3 separate regions of the Mus musculus genome follow, and regions 2 and 3 are each linked to region 1. A link is a loop called in an ENCODE intact Hi-C map of the cell type or tissue named here. Cell type or tissue: left cerebral cortex. All regions are shown on one strand.

Region 1 (8,000 bases):
AGCCTTGGAAGGGCAGACATGGATGTCGGACTTCTGTGTAATGAGGTACCAAACCCTCACAGCCTCTCATTCGTCCCATCCCCAGAAGATGACTGTGGATGGATATCAGTGTTATTCCTTTTGCTATAAAACACAGGATGGGAAAAAGAAAGAAAGTCCTTTGTGTCTCCGTGTACTGGATTGCCATCCTTGCTCCCTCAGGCACACTCTCTATCTCTCAAGTGGGTCTCCAAATCTGCAAAGCACTTGGAGGGTAGCATTATGTCATCTATATATCAAACCTTTTTTGTTTCTTGCAGAGGATAAGCAGGATGAAGACACGAAGTCATTGTCCATGGAAAGAGCCACGCTAGAAAGAGCCATGCCAGAGGCCCCTGAAAATTTATCTTTTATCTTGTCGTGCCCTTCCGACTACCTCACATCTTGCTAAAATTTCGTCCCTGGGGAGATGAGAATAATGTCATTAGGGTATCGGGCTGCACCTCCTAAGCCACTTGAGTGTGATTCTGCCCTGATGTCATGTGGTTTTGAGGTCTCAGAGAGAAGTAGAGGATACGGTCTGGGAAGAATCGGGAAGAGAGGCTCCATCTATGCATCGATGGGAAACTTTCTGCATGCTTTGGGGTCATCGTGCTCTGTAAGTGAAGCCCCCAGAGCTCACTAGGTCCCCAGGGATAAACTGTGATGAAGTCATGCTTCAGTTTGTGGTTAGGACCTTAGGAGGATGGAGAATGTTGTTCCAATCTCCCCCAGGAAGGCTAGTTTAGCAACAGGCTACCATATGTAGCATGGCAAGTGTGTGCCTGCATATGCACACACACACACACACACACACACTCAAACACAACAAATATTTTATGCATAATAAAAATGACCAAAACATAACAAGGACACTTGACAGTAGATTTCTAAAGCTAATAAGCATGTGACAAGATGGGAGGGGCACATGCCATAGAGCCTCTCTTCTCAGAGCAATGGCCGGACTGAATCAGATCAAGCAGCCACAGTCTGGGCAGAGTCCATCCAGTTGCCCTGCACTGTAGGGGCATAGGCAGGTCAGTCACCTCAAAAACAGTGTGGTGGCCTTCTCTAGACACGTACTGACTATGAGCTGAGCTTCTAGAGAATGTAAAGACACATCTGTAAGCAGTGGTTTCATTTGTATTAGCCCCAAAGCTAATACACTCAAAATGCCCGGTTTTGTTTGTTTGGTTGTTTGGTTGTTTGGTTGTTTGGTTAGTTTTTGAGTTCTCTCTTGAAACACTCTTAGCAAATACCTGCACATCAATACATTTGCATCTACATCAACTGCCACCCCATCTCTGGCCCCATCTTGTCCCTGGACTAATCACTGTGTTTTCCAGGGACATTTAGTACTCCTGTTGACCAGATCTGAGGCTCCACCCACTCAGGAACCCAGGACTCTCTTTTCCCTCAAGAGCAATGAGAAGGGAGAGGATTGAGTGGAGGGCCCAAGGGGGTGGTGCTGGGTGGGCAGGGATGTAATCTGTTTGTGATGGATGGAGTCAGAGTGAGGAGCTGATGTACATCCTGTTGGAACCGGCCAGCATCCCATAGACACCCATCCTCCAGCAGCTAATGATTAGCTTGCTGCTAAATGTCCTGAGGGATTCTTGTCTCCATTGGGCCCAGTCAGCTGGGGATGCCTGGGGTTACTGCCCTCCTTGGACCACCTAGTTGACACCGGGCTGCAGGATAGCTGACTCACTGTCTGTGTGGAACAGCCATGAAGTACCACACATACTCCAGTGCTCCCCACAGGTCCATACCCTTCCTGCCTTTCTCCTGAATAACTCACCCTACATCTGCCCATGAACCTCCTCCTTCTAGGGAGCCTGGATTATGACATCCAAGGGTCTGGCTCATCCCCGTGTAGGGCATGCCTCTTTCACAACTGGTTTTGAGGAGGACAGCCTGGACCTCTGAGGACCCTCTCAGACCCAGGCCCCTGCCACTAACCTCAGCCTCCCTTCCATTCGTGTCTTTAAGACTTCCTCATCTAGACCTCCTTCTGCTCCAGATTTGATTGACAGATGCTCCAGAGAGTGGGAAAACCAGGGTCCCCCAGGGCAGCCAGTGTCTGGTAGAAAATGCCATATCACTAGGCAACCAATAGATATTTCTTGAATTTGTGCAGATAGACAGAGCTAAGCTGATTAATATATTTTCCTTTCCCACGTGAGGCCTAGGTCTACAATGCCAGTGTTCTCGCCCCCCTCCCGATGAACTGGCTTTCAGGTCAGTACAGGGCTTTATCTCACAATGACAGTTCATTAATAGATTTACGAGGGGGCGAAGACGGCTTGGTCTGTCTAAAAGGCTTGTTTTGCATTTCTCTTCTTTTAATTACACAGTTATCTCCCAGACCAAGGCTCTTTGAAAAACCGAGAGAAATAGACCCCCTCCCTCCATCTGCTCCAGTTCCGAGAATGCAATTAGTGAGGGCGGGCGATGTGCTGGGGCTTCCTGCTCTGCTAGACCAGGATCCTCTCCAGGACTGCTGGTGGCTGGGAAGCTCAGTCACAATGGGTGGTCGGCATGGGAGAGACTGCTTTGAGCATGGGACTCAGTAGCTGAGGACGGCACTGTACCTCAAGAGCTACCGTTTCTTGGGTGCCTTCCATGTGCTAGCAGGTATGTCCTACCTGTGTTCTGAGGGCCACCCTTATTCCCGGATGCCTGTGAATGTGACCCAAAACATTTGTAGCCAACACTGTCATGCTATAACCTTCATTGTTACTGGTTTTAGATCCATTTTACAGACAGAGGAACTGAGGCAGTCAGCTGTGTGCAGGGCCATGGACTAGAGGTAGAATATGGGTATGGTTGTGGAAAGTCGGGGTTGACCTAAGGCACCCGGGCTAGAATGTAACACCAGATCTCAGAAGCTTCTGTCATTTCCACTCTCTCTTTCTACTTGGTAGCTTTTCTGGGCCTCAGCTACCTTGACGGTGAAATGGGCCCATCTCCAACACAGGATGGGTGTGTCTTAGGCTGGGATGTGTGTTGAAAAGGATGTTCGTGGAAGGGAAGATGCGGAGCTGTGTGAAGCGATGGACCACACTTGGCCTCTGGGTTGCAAACCAGGGTTGGCTCAGATCCGGCCATAGAGCTGGATGTTTGTGCGTGTGGAGCGAGTCACAACTTCAGATGACTTCACCCAGCACCTTCCCAGAGACCTCTGCCGTGGAACAGATCTTAGGAAATCAGAGTAGAGTCCCTGCCTCCTGATGGCTCATATGTGACACCACAGTGAGAGTCCCTGGTGTCTCCCAGAATGGGCAGTGCTGGGGGAGTGGGGGTGGCAGTTGACCAATGCTGACTGAAGAAGCCGAATCCCTAGTGACTTGGAGCAGAGCCTATGTTTTCTGTAGAGACTAGATACTAAATATATTAGGGCTGATTTGGGGCTTGAGGGACTCAAAAATGGGTCTAGAAAATGAATCAGGTGTGGTCAGAGGCGGGAAAAAAGCCCCACATCTCTGCCTTTAAAAAAAAATGACATAATCTAAAATGTAGTCCAGAAAAACTGAAGCCTGAACAGCATACAGTATTGATGCATCATGGAAGACTTGTCATGAACTTCTTTCAATCACTAAGAGAAAGGGGAAAGAGTTTCTAGCTCACGACCCATTCCAGAAGCAGCCACAGGCTACCAGTGAACAGCTAGCCATTGTTTGCAGACCATGGTTTGTTGTTGCTTGGTGGCTCTCAATCCCACCCCAGCCTTCCCTCGATGAGCCATGAAGCAATGCCCAACTCTGTCAGTAGAGGGCACTGAAGGGACACTGCGGAAGAAACAGTTTTGCATTTCTCGCTACTGTATCTCTCTCATTTGAGGAATCTGACCACAGTGGTGCACAGAGACTGCACAGCTCTTGGTAACCTCGTGGTCCATTCAGGGACAGGTGACCATGTGCCTGCACTGTGATGAGTCTGATACTTCCAGCTACAGTTGATGGAACATACCTCCCTCTTGCCTGCCTCTGGGGAGATGTCTTCTACCTGGGGTACTTGCCAAGCAGTTCCAGCCGGACCAGATAGCCTCTTTGCCACTGTAGGCTGAGCCTAGCTTTGGAGCAGGCCACTGTCAAGCTATCTTCCTCGCTAGCATGTCATATCCTCTAGTCACATCGCCAAGTAGGGTGTCTTTTCATTAAACTCTGTGACTCAGATTCTAAAAAAAAAAAAAAAAAAAAAAAAAAGACCCAGGCAGTCTGGGAACAATGGGGTCTTCATAACCAATGATCAGGATGGGCTCTGTCTGCCACATGGTCGTGGTTTCTGAGAACTCAGTTTGTTTGGCTGTGAAATGGGAGCATTGCCTCCTCTCCTATGGGCACCTGAGACCCTAAAGTGAGTTGGGGCTAGTCCAGTAGGGAGTATGGGTTGAGGAGCCAGGCCTGATGTCTGTATGCTGGACATTCAACTGCATTGTCCTGTTTCTAAAGGGTTACATGTATCAGTATGTAAATATCTATCAAGTTGTAGGGCCTGGGAGGAGTGTGGTTCAAACCATTACCTTACCCCCTACTTCCTTCTTCCCTTGGGAGGTCTCAAACCTCAGGCCCTTCAGCCTCTGGTTTCTTTCTTCAAATCTCTGGGGACCCCACAGGCTCTGGCAGCTGAGATGCTCTCTTGGCGGTGTCCAGGTACTCCCTCTGTCACCTCATCTGTGTGGTTACTATAGCAGCCTTCACAGCCTGGGCAGGGCTGAAGAACATAGGCAGGAACATAATGAGGCCACATAGTCTGATCTGTCTTCTGTTGTGACAGGTACAGTCCCCACAAAAAGGCTGCAGGTCATGAGCTCAGGTCCTTGGCATAGGGATGCTAGCTTCCACCAGGCTGCCTGAGACCCAAGCTTGGGGCCTTTGGGACTTCCTTTCAATTAACATCATTGGAGATCCTAGGCTAGCTAGGGATGCCCAGTGGTCCACACAGCCTGCCACATGGAGTCCTAGAGGCATGACCCTGCAGGACAGAGGTGGAGAGAGAGAGCCACTGTCCCTTGGGTCCTACAAGTGGAACTGGAACACTGCTGGTGGTCCCTGAGTCCAAGACTTGCATCTCTGCTCCCCTCCTATGAGATTAGAGAGCCCCCTGCAGCTCCCAGGACCCCAGTCTGGGCCCAGATGAGCCTAGGCCAGACAGGGTATTCCCAAAAAGCTGCTGAAATCGACAGAAGAGATGGCTTATCCTTTCTCCATGGCCAGATCTATAAGCTCTGTACTCTGGCCTTTTTCACAGCAGCAACTGACTCCAGGACCCCATCACAGGAGTTGCTGAGGCAGAACTGCGGTTTGGGGGGGGGGGCATGGAGATATCCTAGAGGATCCCATGGGGAACCTGTTCCCAATATCCCAGCCACCTCCCCTGCCTGCCCCTGGGAAACCAACTTCCTTTACACAGAGCAGACCCTGACTTGCGGAGCAACCCTCCTCCGAGCCTTGGAGATGCAGAGGGTCAGACTGTGGTCATGGGAAGCCCCATGGAGAAGCAGGCTCTTTCTTGGGAAGAACAGACAGACAAGGAAGGAGGGGGTTGCTGCTCTCCACTCCTGCTGCTTCTTGTCTGAGCAAAATGCACCGGGAAATTTCCACCCGCATCCAGACTGTGCCCGCCTTCCTTACCGTAATTAATATCCCAGGGAAAAGATACGCTCAGCTGGGCGCCCATCTGCCAAGGCCTCGGCCTTGTGGGCTCTGTCCCTGGGGATTCAGGCTCCATTTCACCACTCTGAGGAGTGGGCGCAGGCATCCCTGGGGATGGGTTAACCTCACTTAGCTCAGCAGACAGCAGTGCTGAGGAGCCCCACGGGCAGAAGTAGTGACGACGTGCAGGGAAGGGAAGCCTGGGGTGGTGCAGCCCTGTCATCGGAGGGTGTGCATGGGGGAAGGGAGGCGTTATGAGGGGACGAAATAGATGCCTGTGCCGAGGTCTTCCTGAGGGAAGATCCAGCCAGGCTCTCAGGGCAACCAGGGTCGGGTGGAGATGGAGAACGAGAGGGGTTTCTGAGATGGCTGAGTCACCCCTTCAAGGGAGAAACTTGGTGGCTATTCCTTTTGGGAATACCCTGCCTGGCCTGAGCTCATCTGGGCCCAGACTGGGGTCCTGAGAGCTGCAGGGGGCTCTCTAATCTCATAGGAGGGGAGCATAGATACAAGTCTGGGACTCAGGGTCCAGCAACAGTGTGCCCGTTCCACTTGTAGGACCCAAGGGGCAGTGTCTCTCTCTCCACCTCTGTCCTGCAGGGTCCTGCCTCTAGGTGAAGTCAGGGGAGGAAGGAAACATGATGGAATCCAGAAACACAGCCTAACATGGCCCAAGACCATCATCCTAGCCTACTCCTCAGATGCTGAGACAGAAGGGGGTCTGGGACCTCCCTTTTCCAAGCTGTCTGTGCCTCCCATACTGGGCACGCCAGAATCCCAGCTTAGTTCTTAGAGTCAGACATTCCTTGATGGAATTTCGAATCTCAGCCCCTGAGCATCTTGCTTGTGCTTCCTCGAGTGACGGCCACAGGTACCTTGAGAATCTGACAGGGACGGGGGTGGGGGATAAAGAAGACACATGCCTGGAGCTTCTGTCGCTACACAGCCCCCTCCTCACTGTCCTGTGAATAGTAATCAGGGATCTTTCAAACACAGGAGGTCAGCACCATCCTGGGCTACCTGTCTTGTTGGATGGCTTTGGCAACTGAGGCCGAGCCTATACTGACCTCTTTTGACTGCCCACACTTGTACTCTGGTCCCTCATCGATGAGGAGCTAGCTGACAAGGTAAAGAGAGAACTCCAAGCCAGGATAAGCCTGACCAAGCATAGTTTGACCCTTGGCCAAGTGTCATGAATTTCCTCGGGGCAGAGTCATTTCATAGTAATGCAACAGGCCACTGGCTTCCCTGGACCCCCTTTATTCATCAAGGCGGGGGAGAAGAGTCCTGTCTGATGCTCTCCTGGAGGGGGAGCAGGTCAAGGAGATGGTGGGTGGACAGGAGATAGCCTTGAGAAAGGATGCACTGTCATAAATCCAGACAGGAAGAAATGATACTTTCTGAGACCGCAGCTGCAGGGTACATCCAATCACAGCACAGTCTACGGGGAACGAGCACAGGGTACATCCAATCACAGCTTAGTCTGGGAAGAAATAGCCTAAGTTACATCCAATCATAGCATAGTCTATGGGGAACTAGCATAGGGTACATCCAATCACAGCCCACTCTGGGAGGAACTAGCACAAAAAAAATAAGTCATAGATTAAGTAGATGTAAGGATAGGTGCCTCCATCCTCAGAAACATGCACGGGAAGATCCACGCCCGAGGTCCGTCCTCTCTGGAGTCCACCGTTTCTGCTCCTTGCTTCTTATTGCCCATCCCTGAAGTGGTTGCTCTGCACCACGCAGGGCTGACCTAGACAGGCTACTGCCATCCTAGAGGGTGCCTTTGTACTACTGAGTGGGTTGACAGCCACCTAGAATGAGTCTCTACCATCCCCTAGCCCCTCCCTGACACCATGAAGAAGCCAACCTAACTGGCCCCAGGGCAGGGCATCCCTATTCTTTCTGTGGCCCAGCTTCTTGTCTCTCATCCTGGCAACCGCACCTCCATCCTTGCCTGCCTTGCCGGTGGGTTCTATATTAGGACACAGACTCATCTCAACGTTTCCCACACCACAGCTCCCCCCAAAACAAACTCACGATCGTGACAAATTCTTGTTTTCCAGGGAAAGGTACCCAAGACGTCCTTATCTCTTCAGCTCTGTAACAAAGGAAGTAAATCCTAATTAAGAAGGGATACAGCCATTCTGAAACTGTTTTCCTGGTCTCGCACATCATGTGACCAGCAAGGGAGTATGAGAGAGAAAGGAGAAAGAGGAAAGAAAGCAGATGTGTAGCTGGCGTGGGGGGGGGGAGTGGAGGAGGGGGTAAGGAGAGCAGCGGGGCAGGGTGGGGGGCATCCTTTGAAGACCATAGACAGTC
Region 2 (8,000 bases), 57 kb after region 1:
GGTGGGAGAGTGGCATCGGCTGCTATAGCACCAACCCCAGTCACAGATGCCATAACCCCCTGCTTTCCCCAGCTCCCGGGATGTCAGAGCAGGCTTTCAGCACTGGGTCTCAGTTTCCTCCTCTGGAGAAGGAAGGGCTCCTTTTAACTCCATGGTGGATGGCTTCAGAGTAACAAGTCAAAAATATCCTGATCACATACTATGCTCAGGGTGTGAGCTCTATGCTATATACAAAACAACTATTATTTTTCTGAGTTACAGACAAATGGTGGTTAATAAAGGTGAGATGACACATCACGATCACAGAGCTAATTAACATCAGCACAGGCTCTTCTGTGCTTTACTGGACTCTACTAACTTCTAAGCCTGCCCTTAGACACAAGAGTCTCCCACCCAAAAGAACACAGGGCCTGACTACAGTGCTTGGGGTCAACATGGCTCTGACTATAGATGTACTGTGCCGGCAAGTCCAGTAGTCGCCCCAGCTGCTTCCCTGTATTGGGGTCTTTAGGGTCCCTCACCAGTTTCTCTGCCCTGTGGTCAGTAGATAGACTTCAAGAAGCATTATGGGTCTTTGGGCTGATGTGTCCCTGTGAAGCACGTACCTGCTGTCGCTCAGAGGGCCATCCATCATCCGCAGAGAAGAGGCTTCTGGAAAAGGCTAGCCAGAACAGTTTTCTAGGGAAAGCCACCCCTTGCACTCATACCTGTTGCCCCATTCCTCGACCTTGGCCTCCCAGCTGAGACCTGGATACCCAAGCCTTTTACTGCCTCTCTCTGGTCAGAGCTGGCAGGAGGAGGGAAGCCAGCAGCAGAATGTGTTTTAGGGCCGCCAGTTGTGACCAAATTCCATCTGGGAACACCTATTGGTGTGCACCAATGGCTGACTAGGTGCCCTGTCTCTGGCTATTCCACCCAGGCCTGGAGATCGAAAACACTCTCTTTAACTAGTGCTAGAACCTATAGGCACAGTAGCCCCGGAGATGGTACTCTGACCCACAGAGTGAAGGTAGTAAGATTGCTCTAATGCTTTCTGACCCCAACCCCTGCACATTTACTGTGAGACTGCTAGTGAGTTTCTGTACCTCTCTGAGACTTAATTTTTCTGATGTGACATAAGACACTGTAGATACTCATGCTGGGTACTTCGTATGCTTAGGACTGCTGCTCACAGTATTTGTCATGCTGAGTCTACTTGCTTTTACTGTAAGAAGCTATCAGAAAATAGACCATCAACTTAATAACAGCTTTTGGGGATGGGGTGGGGGTGGTGGGAGAAGAAAGAAAACAAGAGAAAGATGAGATTAAATGTCTAGGTCAATCAAAAGGTACATCTTACTGTAGAATGTTAAAGCATGTCTCGGAATTGAAAATTATAATATTGCTACGAAAAGCTGCCCTGGGCTTCAGCTGCCTGGGGCCCCTCCCTTACAGCACTGAAGCTGCTTTGCTGGGTGACTGGATTAGCATTGACTCTGATGTGAGCTGAGGGCTGGCCCTGGAGAGTGCCTCCTCCTCAGGCTACTAGGCCCTGTGAACAGTGAGCAGGTGCAGTCACTTGCTCCCCAGCCTTCTAGACCTGGACCTGGCATGAGAACACAGAGTTCCTTCCCCCTAGCCCTGTGCTAAGTTTAGTGCGCCTCATTTCTTGCCTTGCCGGATCCCCCAGGCACAGTTTCTGAAATACACCTAGCAGATGGTATTCCCTTCTTTTCAGGAGCATCCTGGGTGTCTTTGGAGGAGCAGGGAGGAGAGGAAGAGGTAGAGAAAGAGGAGAAGGAGGAGGGAGAAGAGGTGGAGGAGGAGGAGGAGGAGGAGGAGGAGGAGGAGGAGGAGGAGGAGGAGGAGGAGGAGGAGGCAGGACAAGAGAGAGCTGGGATCAGAACAGTTGGGCCTGTTACACCCATGTGCTCCTAGTTACCTTTAAACGGGATTAAATCATACTTGATTCCCTTAACCTCCATTTGGATCTTTTCTCAGAGAAGCAAGTTGACATTGCAGGAGGGAAAAGAAGGACCACGTGGGAAAGATGCTGCAGCCCGAAGCCGTGGAGGGTAGAGACTCTCTATCCACCATACTACCTTAAACCTAGAGAGCCAGATCAGCCAGTGATGGTCAGGTGAGCCAGGCACAGGTGGGCAGGGGGCCCGGCAGGAAGGTCAATGGCAGAGGTCAGGTTGGCCCTCTGGAGCAGAGGTTTGCAATGGGAGCTTTGGTAGCTAATAAGGTTTCAAATTCAGGGGCTCCCCCAGAACCTGTCTGTGCTAAGCCCACTGGTGGGCTAGTTTCTTTTTCATGTGGGCTTCTGGTCATCTTGCTACTGAGACCCTCTCTTCAACCACTCTATGTTGGCAAATTCTTGCCTTGGCCTTGGCTCCTGGCCTCCCTGCCTTCTTGGTTCCCTTCCTGGTCTTGTGATCCTATGTTTACCCCCACTCTCTGGGCATCCCTTTCTATCCTTTTGGTTTCTGTTCCTTTGTTTTCTGCTGATCTTTCTGTCTCTCTGATGATGTCTTCTACCCTGTCCTTGACCACTAAACAGCTCTTGGGTTGAGTGCAGTGGCCGTCAATCTTCAGACACTGTAAGTAACAGACAGGCAACAGGCCCTGGGCACTAGCAGCAAGCAAGAGTGGAATATTGTTAAAAGATAAATTCCACTCTTGGCCATTTTTTAAGATTAATGCAAGGCCTTAGAGACAGACTCCAGGCAAGCTCCTGTAGACACAGTGTCAGAAGAAAAGAGTTATTGCATGTCCTGGCTCCAGGCCACCCATTGGCCCTGGTACAGTTATTCTCTCTGTTGTACACTTGCACATTGTTGCTGATGGCTGCAGCAGCACCTGGGCTGTCACATGGTGGCAAGCCTGTGGCCAAGAGCATTTCTCTACTTTAGGATCATCGTCTAACATTCTATTCTCAGACGCATCCTTCCCTGTCTTCAGCCCTGGCTCCCTTTGCCCTGACCTCCCTGTGATCCAGTATTCCTGAATTCTCAGCACACTGCAGACACCAGTGACTGCAGATGCTCAGTGACAGCCTTTGATTTTTGTCTTGCATATAGCCATGAATTTGTGGTGGTCCAAATGAGAAAAAGTCCCCCAAAGGCTCGGGCATTTAAATGCTTGGTCCCCAGTAGGTGGCGCTGTTTGAGAAGGTTTAGAAGGCAAAGTCTTGCTGGAGGAAATGTGGGTGGGGAGGGGGCACCTCACTTTTCCTCCAGCCCACCCTTACTGCTTTGTGCTGTTGTTAAAGATGTGATCTCTCAGCTTCCTGCTCCTGCTGCCATGCCACGAAGAAGTTGCTCTGGGTCATGGTGTTTTATCACAGTGACGGAACAGTAACTAACATGGCCTCTGCGTGGGCCTTTCCTTAAGGAATGCACTTGCCATTCCTAAGAGCCCCTGTACAGATCTATTCAGGTCCTGCAGGGACTCACTGGCATCATCTTAGTGAAACCAGGCTCTCATAACTAACTGTGACACGGCACATGGGATGTTCTCCCTGTGCGCTCTCAGGATGACGTCACACAGTAAGTGATGAGCTCAAGGAGAAAGAAGAGGGACTTGGAAGTAGACACACCTGCTTCAGATTCTGGTAGTTTTATTCGCCGGTCACATGATCTTGGGTGACTCTCTCAAACCACTCATTTCTCTACAGTGAAGACCTTACATGGTCATACCTGGTCACTATGAGCTTGTTTCAACATCTGTGACAAGTCTCCATGCATCGGGGCCCATCTTCTCTGTGGCATTTCTTCTGCTGTGCTTGAATAGTCTCTGTCTGATGTGCTCACATCTGGAGAGGGGTCTTCCTGGCTTGAAGCAGCAGCAGCAAGTGCAGTCTGGTGCATCGGACTGAACATGGTGGACTCTTCAAATGGCGACTCTGCTACATCCTCGTGCCCCCAAGTTCAGGGCTCTTCCCTCTTTGGTCTTTTGTGCACTGGGTTCGATTCTCATCCCCCATATCACAAATGAATGAATGAATGAATGAATGAATGAATTAGTGAACAAATGATTTTTAGATAACTGGTTTAGTCTCTTATGTTTCCTTTGAATCAACATGTGTTTTATTAGCTTAAATTTATACCTTTTGGGTGTGATGGGAATGAGCAGTTTTACAAAAAAGAAAACCACATAGACACATGCACAGGTACACACACACACACACACACACACACACACACTTTTCCCGTTTGTTGCTGATATGGGCACCGTGACCACAGAGCACCTTTGGGCCCAGATTTTTTTGTAAGTGGTACTTTATTGCAGTGCCCAGCATTCTCCAGTAGAAACAGTGAGAGCAAAGTTATAACCCGTCTTTTATTAATATCTTTGAGACCTAGGGAACATTCTTGTCCTATTAGGACTCTGAAGAGCATCCAAAGAAAGCATATAGTGCCTGTTGGGCTGCCATGGTTACCCGTGTTCAGCTTCCCAAAATGAGAGGCAACACTAAACAGGACATGTTTCTCAGCCAAGTCTGGGAGGTACCAGGCTTTCCTCCTCTGCGGAGTGTCTGTCTGTAGACTATGACACCATGGTCTGGGACAGAAATAGCCAAAGACTTATCTGTGTCAACTGAATCTAGTGGAGCTCCTAAAGGTACTCATAGCTGAGCCTGGGGGGTAAAAGAGTCATAAGTTCAAAGCCAGTCTGGATAACACAATGAGACCCTGTCTCAAAATAGAAATTAAAAGAGATATAGCTAGTGTTAGATAGAGATGAGACAGAGATAGAGATAGAGATAGAGATAGAGATAGAGATAGAGATAGAGATAGAGATAGAGATGATACAGAGACAGCCATAGAGACATAGCTCAAGGGCAGAGCACCTACCTAACTTGCTCAAAGCCCCGGGTTTGAGTCCCCATACCACAAAAAGGAAGGAAGGAAGGAACAAATGATTTTTTTTTAGATTGTCATTTTCTTCTGAAGTCCCTGCCCATGAACTCTGTACTGTCACCAAGCCCTTTGACGGAGGGTGAGGCACTCACTCACAAGAAGCGGAATATTTCTAACCTCGGGTCCAAGTCAGCGGGGTTTGAAGCTCAACAGTACACAGGAGCTGAGGTCCGGCGGGGCTCATCTTATCTCTGCAGGCCACTGCAGCGCAGGCCAGCTGTTCAGGACCCTGAGCAGGAGCCACTGAAAGCGAGGCCGAGCCCAGGCTGCGTGGTGGGGAAGAGTGGGAATTTTATCTCTCGCTGTCCTTTTCTGTTTTGATCTGAGTGACTTCCGAACTGGGATTTCTGTTTCCCTGGGGTTGATTCTGCGCATGCGCACTCCTTTTCCTTAACCCCTTGCCTTACTTGGCTCCTAAGAAGCACCAGCTCGCCGTTCATCTCTTGATTCCACATTTCTTATCAGTAACTGTTTATTGAGAGTTTCAACTTTGATTCTAACCATCTCCCCCGCCCCCCAGATCTAACATACACCACCAAAACATACACACATTCTGGGGATTAAACCCAGGGCTTTGCAAGTGGCCCCACCACTGAACCCTAGCCCCAGCGTGAGATTTCATTTTGCTGGGAGTTCTGACATTTCTCTAGTTCCTGGAACTGATCCCCAGTCTACCACCACCAAGCCTGGTTCCAGCCATGAAGGCCTGCTCCACCTGCCTCTGGTGTGTTTGGTGCTGATTCCTGCAGGGCCGATCCTGGCCTCTTTGGGGGAGGAGTTTCTGTCCTGTGCAGGCCCCCAACCTAACTATCCCACCATTCTCATTGGAGCTTGTTGGGACTCATTCACTCTCAAACATCTATCCCGAGTTGCAGATATCGGTTAGTGAAATCTCTGGTTCCCTGGGTCTTCTCCCAGCTTTGGGGCAAGCAAGGATCTCTTTCTGGCATGCATGAAGGGCAAGGCAGGGTCAGGGGAGTGGGTCAGGCCTAGAACCTCACAATCAAAACCAGGAAAGGAGACCAAAGAAGGGTCTAAGCGGGGCAGCAGGCAGTTTGTCCTTGAATGACCTTGAGTTCTCCCTGCCCCTTCCACGGGCCAGCACTCTTCAAACATTGTTGATGCTTTTCGCCTTTCCCTCTTTGTCACTCTATCTGGATGATCCAATGCCCCCCCCCACCCCCGCGCTCCTGGTCCACCTGTAGTCTGCTGTCTGCAGAGCAGTCCGTGACCTCTCTCCCCACAGAACTCGCTACAGGGAGAGATCAGTTTCCACGCAGCTTTAGCTGTGGGAGCCACTGTTCTCTAGAGTCCTTCTAGAGCCCTTGGAGGGTCCGTAGCACCACTCATGGGTTAGTAAGTTAGCAAGACTTGTGTATTGGAAGATGAACTGGGGTCTGTGTCTGCCCAAGCAACTTTAAAGCTCACATCTACTACATCAACACACACGCGCGCACGCGCACACAAACACACACACACACACACACACACACACACACACACACACACACACACACACACACACACGATGTGGATGAAGTCCTTGATAGATATTTCCCCAGGTTTGACAGCAGTTCTAAAGATTTAGGAGACATTATCAAAAACAAATTTCGAAGATGAAAATAAAGCATTTCTAAACCATCAATAATAAAAAATCAATTTCCATCAAACTCTGCTCCAGGCAAGCCTGAGCGATCTCCTACCCTCTCTACAGAAAGTGCGGTTACAAAGTCACTGCCACAGAGGACGTAATCCATGGAGAGGGGACCCAGGCGTTGGGACAAAGTACTAAAGGGAGTGTGCATGGACTCGATTGTGTGGCAGCCCTGGCACTTTTCAGCTTTTGAAGTCTATAATTTCCCGTGATTTCCTTTTCCATTCTAAGTACATGTCAAATTGGACAGCTGACTTAGTTTCTAACTCTGGGTTCTACTTATCTAAAGAGATTGCTCCAAATTAATTGTTTCACATTTTACTGACTGGAGTGTCTGCCACCTTCTGAGGCTTCCTTTAGAATCACCTGGCCCCTGCTCCTCCCCACTCCCGCCCCCCCCTCCCAGTCTCACTCAGCCCTTCCTCTGTTCTTTTCTTCACCCCTCCACTCTCTCCTGGCTGCAGACTCTGGTCCTCTGCCTGCTCTGTTGTTCTTCCTGAGTGGACTGGCACCCCCTTAGCCCTCCCCTCCTTTTCCCTTCTGGTTACCTGGGACTGAACTTCAGGCTAGCTCCTCTGGGAATCCCTGTGAGCACACGCTACGTGCAGTGGCGATCTCTGTGCCCGGCTCACCTGCATTCTGTGCTACTGGCCTCCCTCTGCTCACCGCCACTGCCCTCCCCAGAACATTAGCCAGGGACCTTTCGAAGGACTGCCCTCTCCCTTCACATGAGCCCCCGGGAGGGCAAGGTCATGTCCGTCTGTCTCTCTTGTGGCCCCAGCACACAGAAGAACATCTGGTTCACAGTAAACACCCCCATGAGTAATTGTTGAATTAATAAACCGTTGTTATCGAGTCAGAGTCTTCTGGAAGAAGCGTTGGCAGTCTGCCTCTGGAGCATTGAAAGGCACAAGCTTTTTGACCCATGACCTTTCGTAAGGAATCCCAAGACGCTATCAGAAAGACCCATGGAAGGGGAAATTAACCTCCTGGTAAAAACTGCAGGAATCTTTCACCTCCCTGCTTCATCTTGGCTTCTCCAGGAAGCTGCAGGGTGACCCCAAGCAAACTCTTGATTGATTATTTTCTCCGGGTGACCCCAAGCAAGCTTGTGATTGACTGTCTTCTAATTGCTATGATAAACTACCCGAGGGAAACAAGAGGGGAAAGGTTTGTTTTGGGTCACCATAGGAGAAGGATTTCAGATCACAGCTTAGGGAAGGGACAGCCGTAGAGGTGGTGGCTCCCTCTGCATTGGTTGGGAAGTGGGCACACAGTGGCAGACACAGAATGGAGAAACGGATGCACCCAGATACAGAACAACCTACAAAGATCACCCTAGTAACAGACTCCAGCCGCCTCCTGAGGACCCTTAAGCCTTCTGCAGCCCCTCCTATGTAGGGAAGAACCGTGTGGCTTCTTGATGTGCCCTGGCAGGCCTG
Region 3 (8,000 bases), 410 kb before region 1:
GAGAGGTACACGATCCAAAGGTATACATTCTTAGACGTTCCCCAGAGTCCGGTGATGTGGTAGCCCAGGAAATAAGTATCAGAGAGCGTTTGAAAGACAAAGATGATTGACCCAAAGCTTGCCGTGGGAAACAAATTTTTCTCTGAGGAGGAGAGCCCACCAAAGCATAGAGATTAAGGTTTTGGGAACTGGACTCAGGCAAATCTAGATTTGCATCCTGGTTCTGCCATTTCCTGGATGTTTGGTTTTGAATTCGTCACTTGGCTTCTCTGTGCCTCTGTTTCCCTCATGGTTAAAATGAAGGGAACTGAGCTAGGGAGGTAGCTCAGTGGTAGAGCACACTCAGTGGTAGCACGTGTGAGGTCCTGGGTTTGATCTCTAACAAGGCAAAGACAAAAAAAGCTCAACAATAATCAAGAGACTAATAGTCCCAAGGTTGTCTTGAAGACCGAGGGAGCGAGTACCACTTGAACCACTTAGCACACTGTTTGACATATGGAACGTTCTAAAACGATTCCAGGAATATGGTGTGAGGATGAAATGAGAGCTATCACTTTGTAAAACACTGGGGTTTGACTCAATAACTGCATTTATTAGAGAAATCTGATACCTACCAGTAGGGGAAAAGTCTGTTCTCACAATAGGTGTGCACTCACGTGAACACCTATTTCCACAGTGACAGGGAGGCATACTTGTGCCAGAAAGTTCACAAGGTCCCTCTGCTGCATCCTCTAGGTGACACTGGGATGTTCCTCTTTATCCCCTCACCCCCACCGCCCACTGGCTCCTCCTCCTCCCCAGGCAGCCAACTAGGAAAGTCTGGAGAATCAGGCTGGAAAGTTTTCCTCCTTAAGGCTGGATTTCATCTCCCTCCACACCCTTTCACCTTTCCCTTTGGTCTAGGCCATCTGGCAGTCACACAGTTTGAGAACAACCGGTGAAGGGGTTTAAGCCTATTGGCCTTAGCTTTGCATTCAAGACCATATGCACTTTGATGCCTACCCTCTTTCTGGCTTTATCTTTTGCACTGTACATAGCCAGCGACCCAACTACACCCAACTCCGCCCTCACCAGCTCTTCCTTGTCTTACGCTTTTATTCAGGTTTCGATCGACTGAAATGAATTTTCCTGTCTAACCTTCCAGGGGAATTCCAGGTTCACATATTGTTCTATTGAGCAAACCCCAATGCCTTTGTAATTTCTCTGGGCTAATGTTATGGCCTTTAGGATACTATCTTGTAGTTATTTATATGTCCACTTCCCCCTCCAGGCAAAATTTCATCTCCGGGATGCCAGCACTCAATATGGGGCCTAACACAGGATAGGCATCATAAATATTCCATGAGTTGCAGGTAATTGAATTTCTTCCTGACCTGGCACTGACTGTGGTACCCTATCCTTCTCCCTAGATTTGGGGCAGCCACTCCAAGCCAGGGCTTTTCTCTATCTTGCAAGGATTGTTGAAGTTTGTGGCCCTTTTTAAAGCAAAGGGGAACAATGTTCTCTTCCTCTGTTTACCTGTTGCTAACACTGGCACACCACATTCACCGTAGTCTCTGAGGCTGTCCTCTGACCAAGGAGCAAGAGAACGTGGAACCGATCAGATTTGAGTTCAAATCCTGACACCTTTATGGACTGACTGAGTGACCTTGCGCAAATACATCATGCTCTCTGATTCTCAGTGTCCATACCTCAAAACTTGAGATTAATAAAAAGAGCAAACAACAACAACAAAAACCAAACAAAAACCAAAACCCCAAAACTTCAGTTCTCCCCCCCTCCAACGCACAGCCGGCTCCGGGTTGCCAGATCTCTCTCTGTTTCAGCATGTCTTTCTGTCTTGCCCATCACTTTTCCTTCCTCTACCTCTGTCTCATGGTGACTCTCAGTTTAATGCTCGGGTCCTCGAGAGCTGTGTCTTTGCTTCCTTGAGCAGCAGTTTGAGGACCCAAGGAGACCAGGGATGCTCAGTTCTTCCTTTTCTAGCCTCAGGGTAGCTTCTCAGTGTGAGCCAACTGAGGGAAGAGACAAGAAATAGGGAGGCCTTACAGACGCCAAGACCTGTACTTAAATGAGTTCCTTCAACATCTCTGCCCATTAGTTGTTGGGGGGAATGAAAGTAATAAACCAAAACTCAAGACTCTCCAGCGGCTGATCATTTTCTTAGTGTTTATTGACTCAAAATGTCTTCCGTATTCGGCTTTCTGTGTGGTCTGCAGGCCCTGGCAACTTTTCCAGTTGCACCTGCCGTTCCTCTTCACCCTTCCATTCGGGCTCCCTCTTAGACCAAGGCTCGCGCTTCGGGCTGGCTGCAGCGTTCCTTCCCATTGGTCTGGCTGGCTGCAGCGTTCCTTCCCATTGGTCTGGCTGGCTGCAGCATTCCTTCCCATTGGTGTGCTTGAGGCTGGCTCCTCACACGTCAGGTCTAAGATCACGTGGCATGGGGTCACATCCTTGGCAAAGGCGTCTGTCTTGGACTGTCTTTTCTGAAGCGTGACCCGACCCCCCCCCCCCATCTTTTAGTGTTCCTTGTTGCAAGAGCTTCATTTCCTTGAGGGCGCATGCCTCAGACTGAAGTTCCATATGTATTTATTTATCTGCGGCATGAAGTCTTCGTGAGAGCAAGGGCCCTCTCTGTAAGTACTCATCTATCAGTTACCCGCTCATTCATTACTCATCGAGTATGCGGGATACCAGGCCCCGGGGGAAAAAGCTTCCCTAGGGGGACACACATTCTAAACATGGGGGATATATACCAAGTCCATCACATAGCAGGCAGTCTGTTTAGAAGTGCAGCGATCCACTTTCCCTACTGTAGGTTCCAACCCCCCCCCCCACCCTCTCCTGCATCTTCCTCCTGAATGTAAGCTTCATGAGGGTGGGGATTTTAAAAAATATTTAAATTATATTTAAAATATAATTTTATATTTTATAAATATACACGGCCAGAAGTGCTGGTCTGATGCGCAGTTACAGGTGGTTGGACAAGGGTGCTGGGGATCCATCCTGAGCCCTTTGCAAGAGCCGCGTGCACGCACCTAACCACTGAGCCGTCTCTCTAGCTCCCGGAGATCAAGCCTTTGTTTTTTAATCTCCTCGGTAGTCTACAGTCATCACTGAACCAACAAGCCCATATCTATTCAGTATTTGAGAAGCAAATGGGTTTCCAGATGTGAGTCGGTTTTTGTTCGTTTGTTTACACATTTCGAACCAGACAACCTTGATTCAGATCTTGGTGTCGCCTCATACTGACACATAATCTTGAAAAAGTCACGCTCTATGATCTCAACTTTCTCAACTGTGTAATGGCATTAGAATGGTGTGTGTCCCCTAGGGCAATAGTGAAGATGAACAGAGTCCCAGAGAGAGGCACACATGGCACCTGGTCTTAAGTAGCCACTGACAACTATGCTGGTGGTTGTGCAAAAACTTGGACGGGGCAGAGTTCCAAATCTACTTACTCCGAGTAGCCGGAGGCTACTGTAGAGGCACGAGCGTCAGTAAGAGAGAAGTGAATTTCATATTACTGAAAGTAAACGGCAACATTCCAAAGGCCCAACAACGTTTCAGGTAGATGAAGAGTGCTCTGTCATTGGAGGGAGCTGGGAGTTTATGTTCAGAGTAGTCAAGGTAGGAAAAACTTAAGCAACTGAGGGAACAGAGGAGCCAAGGGTTCCTGGGTTACAGTCTCAGCCGTGGGCAACGGATGCGTTGAGAGTGCCGACCTGAACACCGGCACCGGCCGATGGATCTTGTCGACGGGGTGCGAGAGTGGGGGATGGGCACGCCAAGGCCGGCGGGCCCAGGGAACCGGGCCGCAGCGCGCGACACCACCAGCAGGGGACGCCTCGAGACCGCGGAACTCGCGCCCGGGGGCCTGACGTCAGCGCCCCGCTCGTTCGGGCTCCCGCTCTGGACTCGGCGCCAGTCCCGCTCCGCGCGGCACTGCTCCACTACGGCTCCCGCTCGCCTTGGGCTCCCGGTCGGGCTCCGGAGGCGTCGCCTCCCCAGCTGCGGGTCTCCAGGACCTAGGCGGCGGCCATGGCCCGGGCTCAGGCTCTGGTCCTGGCGCTCACCTTCCAGTTCTGCGCGCCTGAGACCGAGACTCCCGCAGGTAAGCGCGCGCGGTCCCTCCAAGCTTATCCCGCGAGTGCCCGGGGGGCCGGGGATGGCTTGTCGCTGGTGTCGGAGTGCTCCAAGCTTCTGTGGCCGCTGTGTCTGTAGTTTGTGTGCAAACTGAGGTTGAGTGTGTACCGCGGATGCGAGTGTGCTGGTGTGAGTGTCGCCTGCGTGGAGCACCGGGTGTGCGCTGGCTCATGTTTGTCCACGCTGCCAAGTGGGTTGTGTATCTGAGTTTCAGTGGCTTGGCTAGAGTTGCGTCTGATCCTGTGTTGCATTTGTTGGCTTTTTTTTTTGTATTCCCTAGGCGGGAGTACTGTTTGTTGCTGGTGCGTTTGAAAACCCGCGTGTTTGTTTATGCCTGTGCTGTGAGGACTCGGTGGATTGTGCCCAAGTGTGGGCCCGAGTGTGTGTGGTGTGTGTGTGTGTGTGTGTGTGTGCAGTCGTGGGAACCGGGTCGGAACCTGTGTGAGCTCTGTGCCCACGAGTGACCCTGTGGGAGTATTTGGGGTGTACGATGCTGTGTGGGTCCGTGTGAATGTCAGGGATGCGGGGAATACGTATGGGGGAGCGTGTCTGGAGTGGATGTGAGTGTGTCGGTGAGCGATGGTTTCGTGGCTAGGGACGCTGCGAGCTTGGGGTGCTCCTAGGCCGTGGTCGAGTGTGGCCGGGACCCGAGGGTGTGTGTGCATGTGTGTGTGCATATGTGAGTGTATGTGTGATCGCGCGCGCGCGTGTGCGTGGCGCACCCGGCCGGAACAAGTTGTCGCGGCGGCGTCCCCCGGAGGCTGGGGCGGCCCTGCGGCTGGCGAGGGAAGGAACGGGGAGAGACGTGGCTGTAGCCGCCGACTCCGACATTTCGGGCGGTTTGTTGTTTCGCAAGTTCCGAGCGGCGCTGGCTGGCGGCTGATCCGAGGAGGCGCCAGGGCCGCGGGGCGCCCGGGATGGGGAGGGCCGTGGGGCGCACCCGGTTGCGGGCGGGGCTGCGGCGTCGGGGCCCCCGCAGGGCCTGGCTGGAGGCCTCGGGACAGCGTCCCCATCGTAGCTCGTCAGAGGCGTTGGGGACGCCGCGGTCCCCGGGGACGCTGCCTGCGTCTGCTTTGCAACTTTGTGCGGCCTCCCGGCCAGTCGGGCACGCGCGTGCGGACGTGTGTGTGTTGTGTGTGTGTGCGTGTGTGCGTGTGTGCGTGTGTGTGTGTGTGTGAATGTGTGCATGGGCCTCCCCCTCGGCCTGCGGTGAGATCCCGTGCTTGAGTGTGCTTTGGAGCCTGGTGTCCTATGGAGGGTGTGTGCGTGTGCGTGCGTGCGTGTGTGTGTGTGTGTGTGTGTGCATTCCCATGTCTGAGTGTGTGTCCAGTGACTGTCTGTGCGACCGCGAGCGCATCGCATCGTGTGCTCTGTGAATGGAGTGTCAGTGTGCTTCTGTGTGTGCGCGCGCGTGGTCCACCGTCCTTTCCTGAGGCCTGGACCTCAGGCCTCGGCCCCTCTGGCGGGCGTGTGCCGGTCCTCTTCCAGGGTTTCCTCCTCCCCTGGCTCCCGCCACCGGCGTGAGGTAGCTGGGAGTCGCCCCGGGTGGAAGCAGAGCCGAGACACGCGCTGCCGCCTTGGGCCCAGGGAGAGACTCCAGGTCGCCTGCCTGCCCCAGACAACTGGCCTCCGGGGATCTCGTTCACCGCCCCGCCCCCGCTGGGGCGTCTCGGGAGCTGTCCTGGTCTTGCCCTGCAGCTTTGGGGTTGTACTGCTCAGCTTCAGTTTTGACCTCCTGGTATCAGAGAGGGTGATCCAGGCAACCTGCCTCTTAGACCTTTCTCAGGGCCGCGGGGCGCCCGGGATCTTTAAGATAGAACCCTTTTCATTCCCTCACTCGATCACCTTGATTTGAGAATACACACGATCATCAATTGCCCTGGTAGTAGACTGTCAGGATCAAGGTTTGAGAGTGAGAACTGCTGCAGGTTGTTCTCATTCTTGAGCCTCAGTTTCTCCGTGTGCTTCATGGTCTTAATAATGACCGCGTGTGATACTTGGTAGAATGTTAAGTCCCCTACTGAGAAGCTGAGGAGAAGATGGGTTGGGGGTGTGTGTGTGGCAAAACCCTAGGGGCTAATTTGAAGTGTGTGTGGGGGGGGGGGAGGGGGCAACACGGGCTCAAATTCTGTCTCGGCTACTTGTTGTGTGTGACCTTGGGTAAGTCACATTACTTCTCAAGTTCCTGTCACCTTTGAAACTTTTAGTATTAGAGAAGCTCTAGGCAGATGGGAGGTGGCAGCCCTCTGTCCTCAGTCTAGGGAGTGGATCCAGTCCCCTGCCTACTTCCTTAGTCACCCAGTGGGGGTCTGTGTGGGGTGACTCCCAGACGTGCACACCTGGCAGCAATTATCCCACTGTGCTCTGGATCGGTCTGTCCTTTTGGTCGCTGGAGTTATTGGGCAGCAGGAATGAGGGAGAGGTGCCCTGTGGTTTCAGGTTAGGCAACAAGGGCTTGTCAAGGCAGCCTTCTCTCTGGGGCTGAAAAGGGGGGCTAGACAGGAAGCCAGGAGGGGAGCCTGGATCCTATGCTGCCTCCTGCTTATGTCTGGTGGCATCGGTGGTCCAGAGCTGTGTACCCTGTTTGCTGGAGGCATGCTGCTATCCTTCAGGCTGGCCCCAGCTGGGCTTGTGGCACCCAGCTAGGTCAGCCAGAGCAGGACAGGAGGGGCTTTGTGCCTTCCCGTTGTGTCTTGAAGTATCCTATGCTTCCTCTATCTCTCCTTTTCTCCCTCCCCAGTGGTCCACCTGCAGGAAGGCAGCAGCCTCTTCCTTCCACTGTGTCAGAGTTCTTCCTAAAACGCACGTTTTAAACCCCTCTTCAAATCCTCATCAAAGCTCCTTGTTACTTTCAGAGTTAAAAGTCTTTCCTTCTCAGCTCCGTCAGAAGTCTAGCCCCTGCCTGGCCCACCTCATCTTCTGGGATCCTACGCTCTGGCTAGCTTTATCTACCAGTGGTCCCTAAGTATCCACAACCCACGATCTCTTCTCTGCACCTTGTACAAACTGTTTTCTTTCTCTCCAGGACTCTGTGATTCCACAATTTCCTATGTGAGCCTCCAGTTTGTCTCTCAGCTTAGAAATCACTTCTTCCTTGAAGCCTTCCTTGGTTTTTCTCTGTTTGAGTTCAAGAGAGGGAAGGGAGGAGCTGATTAGGTTTTTATATAATCTTATAATTATAGTCTCTTGGTCCTGCCACCCTTATGAGATCAGGAACTCTGGGAGGAAAGTCTCCGTGCGCCTTCAGATACTTAGCGCCAGGCACAAAGTCTGAGCCTTCTAGTCCAAGTAAATGGCTGTGACATACAGGAATGAATGAAGCAGACTGATATAGTTCAGTCCTGTAACCTAAGCACTGAGATGAGGAGGCGCTGAGGCAGGAGGATTGATTGCAAGTTTGAGGTCAACCTGAGTTGTATGGCGATTTCCACGCTAGACAGGACAACTTTTCATATTAAAAAGAAGAATGAATGAGTGAATGAATGAATGGAGTCAAATGGGTCAATTCAGAGCTGGAGATGCCAGATGGGGGCGCAGTGACTCCATTGAAGGCAGAAGGGAAGAGGATTTTTTTCCTCGGTAAGAATCTGGAATATTCTGTCTGTGGATGGTGTTATGTTGTGAAAAGGCTGTGTCCGGAAAGTGTCATCTGGGAGCTGTGAGTTAACTAGGTTGAGTCCCTGACAGAGACTGAAGGGAGAGGGCTCTTGCAGGACGGCCCCTCCCCCCAGACTGCTGCTGCCTCCCCCTGCCCTGGTCCCACCCCTAGCAGCTGGCTCAGCTTGTCCAATCCAGAGAGTTTCAGCCTACCGTGATCAGACAACCGTTGGTGAGGCTTGGAGTCTCAACGGTTA

What was found. A loop is a pair of places that touch in the nucleus more often than their neighbours do. Peaks named below come from ENCODE experiments on the same cell type or tissue, not always from the same donor. Only the 100,000 strongest peaks of a DNase experiment are listed, where the experiment ranks them.
Region 2: a loop joins it to region 1, with 2.0 times the contacts of the local background. A loop is called at or near these places in 4 of 42 quality-filtered maps.
Region 3: a loop joins it to region 1, with 6 times the contacts of the local background. A loop is called at or near these places in 11 of 42 quality-filtered maps.

What each region holds. Positions count from the first base shown.
Region 1 is chr4:131,427,225-131,435,224 of GRCm38, reverse strand. Gm35634 (a long non-coding RNA gene) reads right to left here. Exons shown (of 4, transcript XR_390798.2): 3 at 7,719-7,779; 4 at 6,922-7,116. Among named protein-coding and RNA genes, the nearest start is that of Gm35634, 22 kb to the right of the region's middle. In left cerebral cortex, a CTCF peak has its summit at 3,789 (motif pointing right); DNase peaks (open chromatin) are centred at 3,816, 5,627 and 7,159; H3K27ac peaks cover 1,033 bases.
Region 2 is chr4:131,369,862-131,377,861 of GRCm38, reverse strand. No RefSeq gene overlaps it. Among named protein-coding and RNA genes, the nearest start is that of Gm35634, 35 kb to the left of the region's middle. In left cerebral cortex, a CTCF peak has its summit at 3,127 (motif pointing right); DNase peaks (open chromatin) are centred at 1,603, 3,201 and 4,491; H3K27ac peaks cover 485 bases.
Region 3 is chr4:131,834,198-131,842,197 of GRCm38, reverse strand. Ptpru (protein tyrosine phosphatase, receptor type, U) reads left to right here and starts at 3,920. Exons shown (of 31, transcript NM_001083119.2): 1 at 3,920-4,114. The coding sequence starts at 4,042. In left cerebral cortex, CTCF peaks have their summits at 3,832 (motif pointing right) and 7,659 (motif pointing right); DNase peaks (open chromatin) are centred at 4,262, 4,846, 7,720, 7,912 and 1 more place; H3K4me3 peaks cover 2,353 bases; H3K27ac peaks cover 1,205 bases.